2 separate regions of the Homo sapiens genome follow, and region 1 is linked to region 2. The links are chromatin loops, found by intact Hi-C in ENCODE. Cell type or tissue: testis. All regions are shown on one strand. Each heading gives the region's core, and the rest is flanking DNA. Links, peaks and the distances in the headings are about the cores only. Region 1 overlaps LINC02207 (long intergenic non-protein coding RNA 2207). Region 2 overlaps LINC01580 (long intergenic non-protein coding RNA 1580).

What was found. Peaks named below come from ENCODE experiments on the same cell type or tissue, not always from the same donor. Only the 100,000 strongest peaks of a DNase experiment are listed, where the experiment ranks them.
Region 1: a loop joins it to region 2, with 5 times the contacts of the local background. A loop is called at or near these places in 2 of 110 quality-filtered maps.

What each region holds. Positions count from the first base shown.
Region 1 is chr15:93,860,730-93,866,116 of GRCh38, forward strand. It overlaps LINC02207 (long intergenic non-protein coding RNA 2207), which reads left to right. Exons shown (of 4, transcript NR_120321.1): 2 at 4,645-4,919. Among named protein-coding and RNA genes, the nearest start is that of LINC02207, 6.9 kb to the left of the region's middle. In testis, for the core only: no CTCF peak of the experiment used is centred there; a DNase peak (open chromatin) is centred at 2,232; H3K27ac peaks cover 457 bases.
Region 2 is chr15:93,927,417-93,932,803 of GRCh38, forward strand. The region is part of intron 2 of LINC01580 (long intergenic non-protein coding RNA 1580); the gene reads left to right. All of the region lies in intron 8 of LINC01581 (long intergenic non-protein coding RNA 1581), which reads right to left. Among named protein-coding and RNA genes, the nearest start is that of LINC01580, 29 kb to the left of the region's middle. In testis, for the core only: no CTCF peak of the experiment used is centred there; a DNase peak (open chromatin) is centred at 2,505.

The sequences.
Region 1 (5,387 bases), core at 74-5,073, 67 kb before region 2:
TGTTTTGCTTTACTGATGTGTGCTTTAGGGGAAAAGCAAAGTGATCTGGTTGTGCTTGAATGAGATAGTGGTATTTTCATAACACAATTAGAATGGGGAAAAATTGCATGCAATTAGGTTGAAAGATGCCTTCTTTAAGATGCACTTGGCATAACAGAGCCAGCAGGTTGCAAATTATGGAATGTAGATTTTCATTATCGGGTCTGCATAATGTATAGCTTGCATTTAACAACCAGGTCTGAGGGTGGGTAGGAAGCATGTCAATTGTTTGGTGCGGTAACTAAGGCTTAACACTTTCTACCTCTGGTTTTTTTTATTGCTGTTGCCTTAATTTAAGCACATTTGCCGCTATATTTGCATTTTCTTCAGTTGCTCTTTTTTCTAGTGTATTACCATCATGGTCGCTGCCATTGACTATCAGCATCCTGTGGAAAATCATTTTAGAATCCTCCCAATGCTGGAGAGAGCAGAGATGTGAAGCCTGGCCATCCCCAACCCGGGCATGCCCAATGAGATGACTGGGAAGACCATGGCCTCAGTTTTTTCACTGGACAAAATGGGAGGAGGGGCAGTCGATGCTCATTTTCCAGTTCCTGCCTGACCCTCTCTGACCCTTTACTTTTTAAATCATTCATCAAATGACCATTTTAAAGTTTTAAAAAATTTTCAGTTCATCATTACTATCATTTTTCATCATATTTCACTGGGGCCTTATTCTTGCCAGGAAACTCTCTGCCCTAGTTCAAAACCTAGCTTACCACTTATGACAGTAGTCCCCCCTTATCTGTGGTTTCACTTTCTGTGGTTTCAGTTATCTAGTCAGCCACAGTCTGAAAATATCAAAAGAAAAATTTCAGAAAGAAATAATTCATATGTTTTCAATTACGCACTGTTGCTGAGTAGCGTGATGAAATCTCTCTCTGTCCCTCTCTATCCTGCCTGAGACGTGATGCATCCATGTGTCCGGCGTGTCTGCGCCGTAGACAGTACCTGCCTGTTAGTCACTTAGCAGCCATCTCGGTTATCAGACCGGCGGCCATTGTATTGCAGCAGTGCTTGTACTCAATTATTTAACTCAACTATTCTATTTTATTATTAATTGTTGTTAATCTCTTCCTGTGGCTAATTTATAAATTACACTTTATTATAAGGTATCCATATACAGGAAAAAACATAATATACATAGGATTCAGTACTATTTGTGGTTTCTGGCAACCACTGCAGGGGGGTTGCCTGGAATGTATCCTCATGGACTACTGTAGCTGGAAAATTGACTGAACTTCTAATCAGGGGTCATAGTCAAAATAGATAAAATTGTTGAGGCTCAACCAGTTCAAGCAGATGACAGCACAGCCCAGGAGCAGGTACTGGGAGTTCCTGCTGTACCAGGCGCTCAGCTTTGAGTCACTGGATCATGTGAAAGCAGGGAGGGGAACAGGCCAAGTGGGGAGCAGTCAAAGGAGGTGACCCAGAGGAGGACTTGGAGTAGCCAGAGTACAGGAGAGTGCTTGGGGGAATCAGGGTAGCAGATTTACCACAGATGCGGAAGCCACAGACTGTTAGTTCCGAGACTGATTAAGTCTCACCTGCCTCATACAAAATGGAAATTCAAATAGTGTTTATTGATAGGGTTATTATGGTGCTTCACGGAGATTTTGCAAGTAAAGCACATAGCATAAGGCCTGATGCAGCATAAGTGCTCAATAAATATTAGCCAATATTATTATCATTACCCGATTGTGTCTTCCATATCTCTTTTTGTGTTTCTTCATTGCTTTATCCTACCCACATGTCTATTCTGTGCATTTCTGGTTCTATTTCCCCATTTCTCTATTGTTCCTGTTTAAAGTTTTCTCATGTCCTTAATGTTGTTTCTGCCCTTTTATGTTTCTCTATTTTATTTCTCCTTTTCTGTTAGTATTTTGTCATGCATATCTCCCAAATTTATGTGGGAATGAATATGTGAATGGAATGGGAATATGAGGCACAAAGCAATTTTCAAAATAATGGATGCCTGCAAGTGAAAACGAAGGGAGGGGGATATTTCACTGGCACCATAACTGGGATTCACAGACTTTCTGCTGAGTTTTGAGGTTATGGAAAACCCATGTGCCTGTATGACAGAGTTCTGTCCATGGGAAAAAGGAGACTTAGAGGAGGGTGTCTGGGGTGTTGTGTCAGGGCCAGAGACTGAGCTACGGGCAAATAATACAGTACGTTCCCAGACTTGCGTCAGAGCCCAAGAGGAAGGAAGAGCGCGGTGAAAGCTGAGGAAGTCATTTATGTAACGGACTCTGTGAGATCAGAGACAAGGAGTAAAATGCCTGAGCTCAAGTGACAACAAGCAACCCCAGACTAGAGACAGGATCCTTCTCCCCACTTCGAGCAGATCCCAGCATGAATCCTGCAGTATGGTGATGGCAAAAGTCAGTGCAGGACCACTGGGACTCCTGGAGCTTCTCACATCTCTGAGAGCACCAGCAGCAGGTATTTTGCTCAAAGCAGAGGTGTTCTCAGGGGGGGATGGTTTGACCAAATGTATCTACGGTGCCTTGTGGGAGTGGGCATAGCATGTGAAGACCAGAATAAAGACCTCGTAAGAGAAGTGGTTGTCAGCTGTCAATGATGCTCCAAATAACTGAAATTCATGGCGAGTTAGAGTCATGTGGGGTGATGCAAAGATTCTGAGGGTACCCGTGGAAGCTGCAGTCTAGCAGAGTGGGTTTTAAGCACTGAAGTTACCTCATTTGTGTCTACAGGCTGGGCTATGGGTTGGCTGTTTGACCCCCTCAAACCTCATGTTGAAGTTTGATTCCAGTGTTGGAAGGGGGTCTAATTCGAGGTGTCTGGGTAGTAGGAGCAGATCCCCATTAATAGATGAATGCCCTTTCTGAGGGGAGGGAGTGACTGAGTTCTCACCATGTTAGTTCCCATGAGAGACAGCTGTGAAAAAGAGCCTGGCACTATTTCTCCCTCTCTTGCTTCCTCTCCCACCATGTGATCTCTGCACAGCCAGCTCTCCTCTGCCGTTTGCCATGAGTGGAAGCAGCCTGAGGCCTCACCTGATGCAGATGCCACTGCCATGCTTCTAGTAGAGCCCACAGAACCATGAGCCAAACAAACCTTTCTTCTTATTGTTTTTCTTCCCAACTTTTGTTTTAGTTGGGAAATAAAGGCCCAGTGGAGTGTTTTCTCCACTGTGTTGTGACAGTGGGCCATGAACTTGCCTCATCTTCCTAATAGTTATCTACTACTTAATGTCCGAAGAAACATATGTATTGGCTTGACTAATGTTACATTTATGTTGTTAAGAAACATGTACTCAGGGGCTACATGTGCAGGTTTGCTACATGGGTAAATTTCATACCATAGGAGTTTGGTGTACAGATTATTTTGTCATCCAGGAAATAAGCATAGCATCTATAGGTATGTTTTTGATCCGCACCCTCCTCCTATCCTCCACCCTCAAGCAGGCTTTGGTGTCTATTGTTCCTTTCTTTGTGTACATGTGTACTCCATGTTTAGCTTTCACTTACAAGTGAGAACATGAGGTATTTGGTTTTTTGTTCCTGCATGAATTATCTTAGGATAATGGCATTCAGCTCCATCCATGTTGCTGCAAAAGACACGATCTCATTGTTTTTTAATAGTGGCATAGTATTCCATGGTGTATATATACCATGTTTTCTTTATTCAGTCCACTGTTGATGGGCATGTAGGTTGACTCCATGTTTTTGCTATTGTGAATAGTGCTGAGATAAACATACATGTCCATGTGTCTTTATGGTAGAACAATTAATATTACTTTGGGTATACACCGAGTAACAGAATTGCTGGGTCAAAAGGCTGTTCTACGTTAAGTTCTTTGAGAAATCTCCAAACTGCTTTCCACAATGGCTGAACTAATTTACATTCCCACTAACAGTGTATAAGTATTTCCTTTTCTCTCCAATAAACCTCTTGTCTTTATAAATTACCCAGCCTCAGATATTCCTTCATGGCATTTCAAAACAGACTAAGACATGGTGGTTGTCTGAAGTTATAGAGGCAGATACAAAAAGGAAAATTATGCTAATTACTACTTCTAACCTCATCCCTCACTCCACCTTTCAGAAATTAGGATTAAGTATGTCTGGGGCAAGGCCCAGGAATCTGAACTTTTAACGAGTACACCATCCTCCCCTTCTGTTCCTATCCTAGATCCTTAGAATATACACAAAGTTTTCATGGACCACACATTATGAAACACTGGATTAGCGCAAAGTGAAATGCTTCCAGAGTAGGAGCCACTATTCTGAGGAATCTTGGAAGAAAAAGTATCAAAATATGTTACTATGTTTTGGGGGGATAGAGACAGAACTTAAAATTGATTGAACTCCAAATATGGCCAATTTTTTGGATGATTTAATCTTTCCCTAAAGCTCTTTGTTTACCCATAAAATGTGAACTTTCCTTGACTTTGACTGGGTATGGAGTAGATTGATGGTATTGACTGATATTTTTGAGTGTGTAGTTTGTGGTTTTATGAGGCATTTTTATATTGTCTTTACACTTTTGGAAAGTATATGCAATTGCTAAAACTTCAACGTTATCTTTTTCTTTTGATGAAATAGAAAACATCGCCCATTTCATCTGTTTCTTCAGTCCCCAGATAGCAGATGACTGGTAGGAAGATGAGGCAAGTTTGCGGTCCATTGTCATGGATAGTGGAGACAACACTGGGCCAGAAGTGGTAAGACCTGAATCCAAGACTCAGCTCTGCCACTTGCTAAATGGGACTTTGAATAAACCATTTCTCTGCACTTAAGTTCCTTACCAACAAAACGAGGGAAGTGGCCTACATGCCTAGATATCAACATTTCATGTCACGTAGAGATCTAGCATCACAAGAATCCAAGTCATCCTCTGTTGCCTTTAAGGTAAGCGCTGTTGAAAAATAATCAGCTATCAGAGTGCTCAATTCCAGTCTTCAATTACGTAAAGAAAACCAATACCGTATACCTCTTGGCCTGCCCATTTCAGGACAGGGTGGAGGAGGCAGAAGGAAGTGGGAGTTGCACTGGGGAGGGAGAGAGACTAGCTCTTCCAGCTGCTCTTATGATGAGGAAATAATTACTTAATGGCTAGGCAATTTGTGAAGCAGCTGCTGGTGGTTTGGGGACCCAGCTGTTCCAAAAAATAAAAAGAATTGGGTTTTCTCTTTCCATATCCTTCCCATAGTAGACAAATTAGATATGTAGTTTCAAAATAAATGATTAATTCCTACTGAGAAATGTTCTTTAGAATCCCTTGTTGAGTAAGAGTCTAAAGGATTGGTTAAGTTTCAATGCTCACATTTAAAAATAAATCTTAAAAGTATGAGAATTTGAGAGAAATCTAAGCTCATC
Region 2 (5,387 bases), core at 70-5,069:
TCAACAACAACTCCCCATTTCTTTCCTTCTTCTAGCCTGTGGCGCTATTTTATTCTCTGCTTCTCTGAGTTTGACTTTTATCGATACCTCATACAAGTGGGATCATACCGTATTTGTCCTTCTGTTACTGGCTTCTTTCACTTGGCACACAGTAGCCTCAGAGTTCATCCCTGTCATCACAAATGGCAGGATTTCCTTCGTTTTATGGTTGAATAATATTTTATTATATATATTTACTGCAGTTTCTCTATCCATTCATCTGTCAGTGGGCATCTGGGTTGTTTCTATATCTTGGCTATTGTGAGTAATGCTGCAGTGAACATGGGAATGCAGATAACTCTTCCAGATCTTGATTTCTCTTCTTTTGGACATATACCCAGAACTTGGATTGCTAGATTCCCTGGTAGCTCTATTTTCAACTTTCAGAATAACTTTCCTACTGTTTTCCATCATGACGGCACGATTTTACATTCCCACCAACAGTTTACAAGGGTTCCAGTTTCTTCACATCTGACCTACTCACTTTATTTCTTGTTTTGTTTTGTTATAATGGCCATCTTAAAAAGTGTAAGGTGATATTCCACTGTAGACCAGCTTCTTACTGCAGTAAGACAATCTGACATTCAAGTTCATTATAATGTGGTTACCACGTACTTTCTGGCCATTTATGCCTCACCACCCCCGCATGCGCAGCCTTCCCTCCTGCCATGTTCGATGGCTTGCTCTTCCTGGTCTTTGCTTCCATGGATTGTATCTTGCTTTCCCTGCTATGAAACACTTATTTATATTTATGTTCATGCCCCTCTTCAGAACTGTGGCATGGTGCAGAATGGTTTTTTCCAGACAGCCATGTGCTTCACTCCCTAACTTCTCCCATGTCTCTGTTTCAATGCCATTCACCTGTGAGGGCTTCCTTCCCCAAGCACCCATGGAGAAGAGCACCAGAACCTCCTCACCTCCTGCCTTGCTGTTTCTCCACAACATTGACGTCACAAAATATTTTTGTTTGCTTAGTTTTTGTCTTCTCTTCACCCAATGAGAATATAAACTCCATGAAACAAGTCCTTCTACCATTTTCCTTTTATACCTCTAGCTTCTGGAACAATGGATACATGTAGTGTTCAGCAAATTGTGCTTTAATAAATTAATGAGTGAATCAGAGTTGTGTCCCCTTTAACTTTGTATTTTCCCAATAACTAGCACAGTGTCTGGACTAGCGTATGATCCCAGTGATTATTTGTTAAACAAATAGCTCCCTGGAGTGAGAGTATTATGGTAGGAGAAAAGTTATTTTATGATAAAATATATCTATTTTTTTAAGGAAGATTTGTTATATAGAGACAAGAGGTATATACAGTGAGTGTGAGTTCTTTATCTGATCACTTGGAAAAGTTCTGGCTTCCCCTCTTTTCAGCTGTGTGACATTCAGCAAGTCAGTTCATCTCTCTGAGTCTCAGTTCCCTCAGATATAAATTAAGCTTTGCTGTGACTATTAAATTAGCACATATATATATGTATATATATACAGCACTTAGAACACTGTGTGACAACACATTGTGAGCACTTAGTAAGTATAAGATGTTATTTTTATATGAGAAAACAATTTGAGAGAAAATGAAAGAAATCAGAATTGTAAAAAGTTTATAAAAACTTTAATAACCTCATATAAAGTGGAAAATTGGTATAAAACTCTTATATGAGGTCACTAATATAATACATATACATATATACAGACTAGGAAACAAGAGTAGAAATGTTCTGATATGGATTCAAGTGCATAATTTTTTATAGTAGTTATCTTTGGGTGGTAAGACTTTGGGTGGCTTTTTCCATTAATGCTTTAGTGAATTGTCCATATTCTATTTTAATCAAGCAGTGCCTCTATAGTCAGCACAAATAATAAATACTGTAGAAATTGCCTCTTCATGAAACTTTAAAAAATACTAAAGAAAATGAGTTTTTTTTAGTATTTAAAAAATACTAAAGAAAATAAATATGGTAGAAATGAGCTCTTCACTACTTTAAAAAATACAAAAGAAAATGAGATGCATTTTAGATTTCACTCTCCCCCAACCTGGCTGCTCGGTTGTTGTCATCCAGGTGAACCCCTAGCAGAATCTGTGGAGTCCGGATGTGTCTAACACCTAGTGCATTCCTCAGACCCACCCTGCCAGAGCTGGTGGATTTAGCCACGAGGGACTTTGGCACTGAGCTCAGACTTTCTGGTGGCATTGGGCAGTCACAACCTGAATCTTTGTCCAAATTCAACTACTTGATTAACTTCCGTTTAAATAGAAGCTTACTTTTGAAAAGTTAGGTTTTCTTCCATTTTTTTTTTCTCCCACAGCTGTCTTGGCAACATCTGATTCCAGCCAGGGCAGGAAGTATCTGAGTCAGAGATGGGGTGAAACAGTTTTTCTGGTGCTGTTCCCAGCCCTCTGACAAGGATCGTCTCTCCTGGAGCTTTCTGTCTGCTTCTACAAATAGCTTGTAGAGAGCCAGAGGATGTGTGTAACGGGATTCAACCAAAGCAGTCCTCCGGCCCACCCTTGACTGTATTTGAAAGAATGTGAGTCATCAGCATGGGTCCTGTCCTCTTCAGCATCCTCAATGAATTAGCAATTCCCAGAAAGCTACCCCTGAGGGAATGGGAAGAAAAAGAGACCAGAAGCAAGGAGACTGAATTTGCACCTACACCAGATGATTTTATAAGATGTGTTTAGATAAATATGGCACATTTCCACCCACCCACCATTAAAAAAAAAAAAAGAAGCAAAACTTTAGTGCTAGATTCTGAAGGCACATTTTGCTTCATTAATCTAAATAAGTACCTTAAATGTGAATTGTTCTCTTTTCTTCTCATTCTTTTTTCTTTTCCCTTTATTGTTGGCGTGGTAGCAGTTGGAAGTGTTTGAAATGGTCACACAAATACTTAGCCTCTCTCTTCTGTATTAAAAACGTAGGCAATTCCCTGTTTCTAGATGAGGAGGAGCTAAATGTGTATATGGCTTGAAGAGAACTCACCATCAGATGAACCTAATACTTTTACCCCTGGCTCTCTTTTTAAGGACTTAGACTTGAGTTATCTCTGAGAGGTCATGAAGCAACTCAACAGATTGGAAGACTGTGACTGGGAAAAATTGTGTCTTGGTGAAAACAATATTGGCTACTCAATTTGCTGAACCAGTATCTAAATCTTAACTTTGGCATTTATGAACTGTGTGATGTGGAGATATTTCTTAACTTCTCTGAACCTCAATTTTCTACTTTATAGGAATCATCGTGGTGACGTGAGGGTTAGTTATAATGGGTTGAAGTGCCTTTCACATGATAGATACTATACTATTTACCTCTATTGAACATACATAATCCTCCCATATAGACATTAAAATTGCTGTAAATAAAAACAGTGAAAGTAAAATCTACAATGTGGTAGAGATAAGTTAATAATAGTCATAGTTAAGTGTCTAGTGCTCAATTTTGTTTTTAGTAGAATGATATCAAGCGTACGTTTAAGTGACCATGTGCCTAATGGTTTTAAATGCTATACCTAACAGCTAGATTCACATCTCTCAAAGTGTGGATTGAGACCCATCTCACTAAGGATCACTGAAGATTCTTTCTAAAAGGCAGATTTCTAGGCCTATCTAAAACCTTGTTGGGTGTGGGGCCCTAAAATTTGTATTTTGCTGTGATTTCTATATACATTATAGTTTAAAAACACAAATTTGATGACAAAGATTTTTTTAAAATATTTTAAGACAATTATTTAGTATAGCATTATCTGAAAGATAATCTAGTTTTATCTGACAGAGTATCATAATGTACTCTACTGATATTAATACACATTATATCATTATAATTATAATTTATTTTTGACGAAACTCATCGGAAGTCATGGATCAGAGTAGTTTCTGGCTTGGTGCCAATGCAAGCTGAACTGCCTACCAGCTATGAGACTTTGAGAGAATTTTAACTTTTCATTAAATTCTAGTTTCCCATCTAGTCTCCATAATAGTTTCTACCCTATAGGATTATTGAAAGGATTGCATGAGATAACACATCTATAAGTTTTAGACTGTAGACGTTAGAGATTATCATCGAAAGACTTCATGATTATTATGTAGTTCAGAAAGACTCTGGTGGAGATTTGATGAGCGTCTTTGAGAATTTTTTTGGCTTGAGGCAAAGAGAGGCAAATCTGGATGGTCCTCATTTTCTCCCCCTTTTAGTATTTTAGCAGAAGCTGGCTTAGCAGGTGCAAAATAGCTCAAAGAAAGAAAAAACTGATTCTAGCTACTGGGCCTCACATAGTCCCTCCTTCTAGCAAGGTAATTTTTCCATAGTTATATAGTCACATAGATAGTCCCTGCACACACCCCCTACAAATACATAGAAAACTTTAGTTGTGGGAGGGGGTATAAACATAACCATTCTACTGGATCATTTGCCATGATGGATCTATTTTAGCTTTGTGTAACCTAAGCATACCTTTCTATGGAATGGGAGAACTTGGATTATATGTGCTTTATTGTTGCTCTGTCTTTACAGTTTTCCATATAAAACCCTATTTTTACAATATCTATACTAAGTAACACTAGAAGTCTGTGCTCATGACCCCTTTGCAAGATAACTTTTTTTTTTGATAAAGGGAATTTTGGAGATTAATAAATTAGCATGCAGGAGGTACAATCGAGAGAGTCCCTGGAGGCAGCATCTGTAGTATGGACTGAAGCATAGCAGGATGGGAACAGGGAGATGTGGAGCTGTGTGATGGTGTCAGAAGAGACCTCAAACCCCGTGGGAAGCTCTGAAGATGGGATTGCTCTTCCCCATCTTTGTAACCTTACCTGTACCAAGTCACTAAATAAGAGCCTTGCTAGGAAAAGGAATTAATCTTGAGCAAGGCACTCCCCATAGGGTTGACAGCTAGCAATCTGTTGCTGTTATCTGGCCCATCACTTGGTGAAATTAATAGGTCCTTCACTCCAAAAGGGAGATTTGGCTGGGGTACGACCAGATCCATCCTGCAGTCACATCTAGTCATGATACATTCTCTGAGATAGCTAGAGTGGATGTACTCATCCATTTTACTGATAAAGAGATTTAAAAAGTTCATTGACTTGCCCGAATGCTCACAGTTTATAAGTAGCAGAGCTGAAACTGAAACTTATCTCTTCTGATTTTCAGTTTCTATTTATACATTATCGTTTTAAAATTGCAGAGGTGGATGGAGATATAGTTATGGCTATACATGTTTATAAGTCTGAATGTATTTTATGTCAATAAGTAAGATGCATTCATTTAATAAACATTTCCAAATTGCCGTCTATATACAAAGCCCTAGAAGGAATGCTGGTAATATAGAGAAAGAAAGACACAGTTCC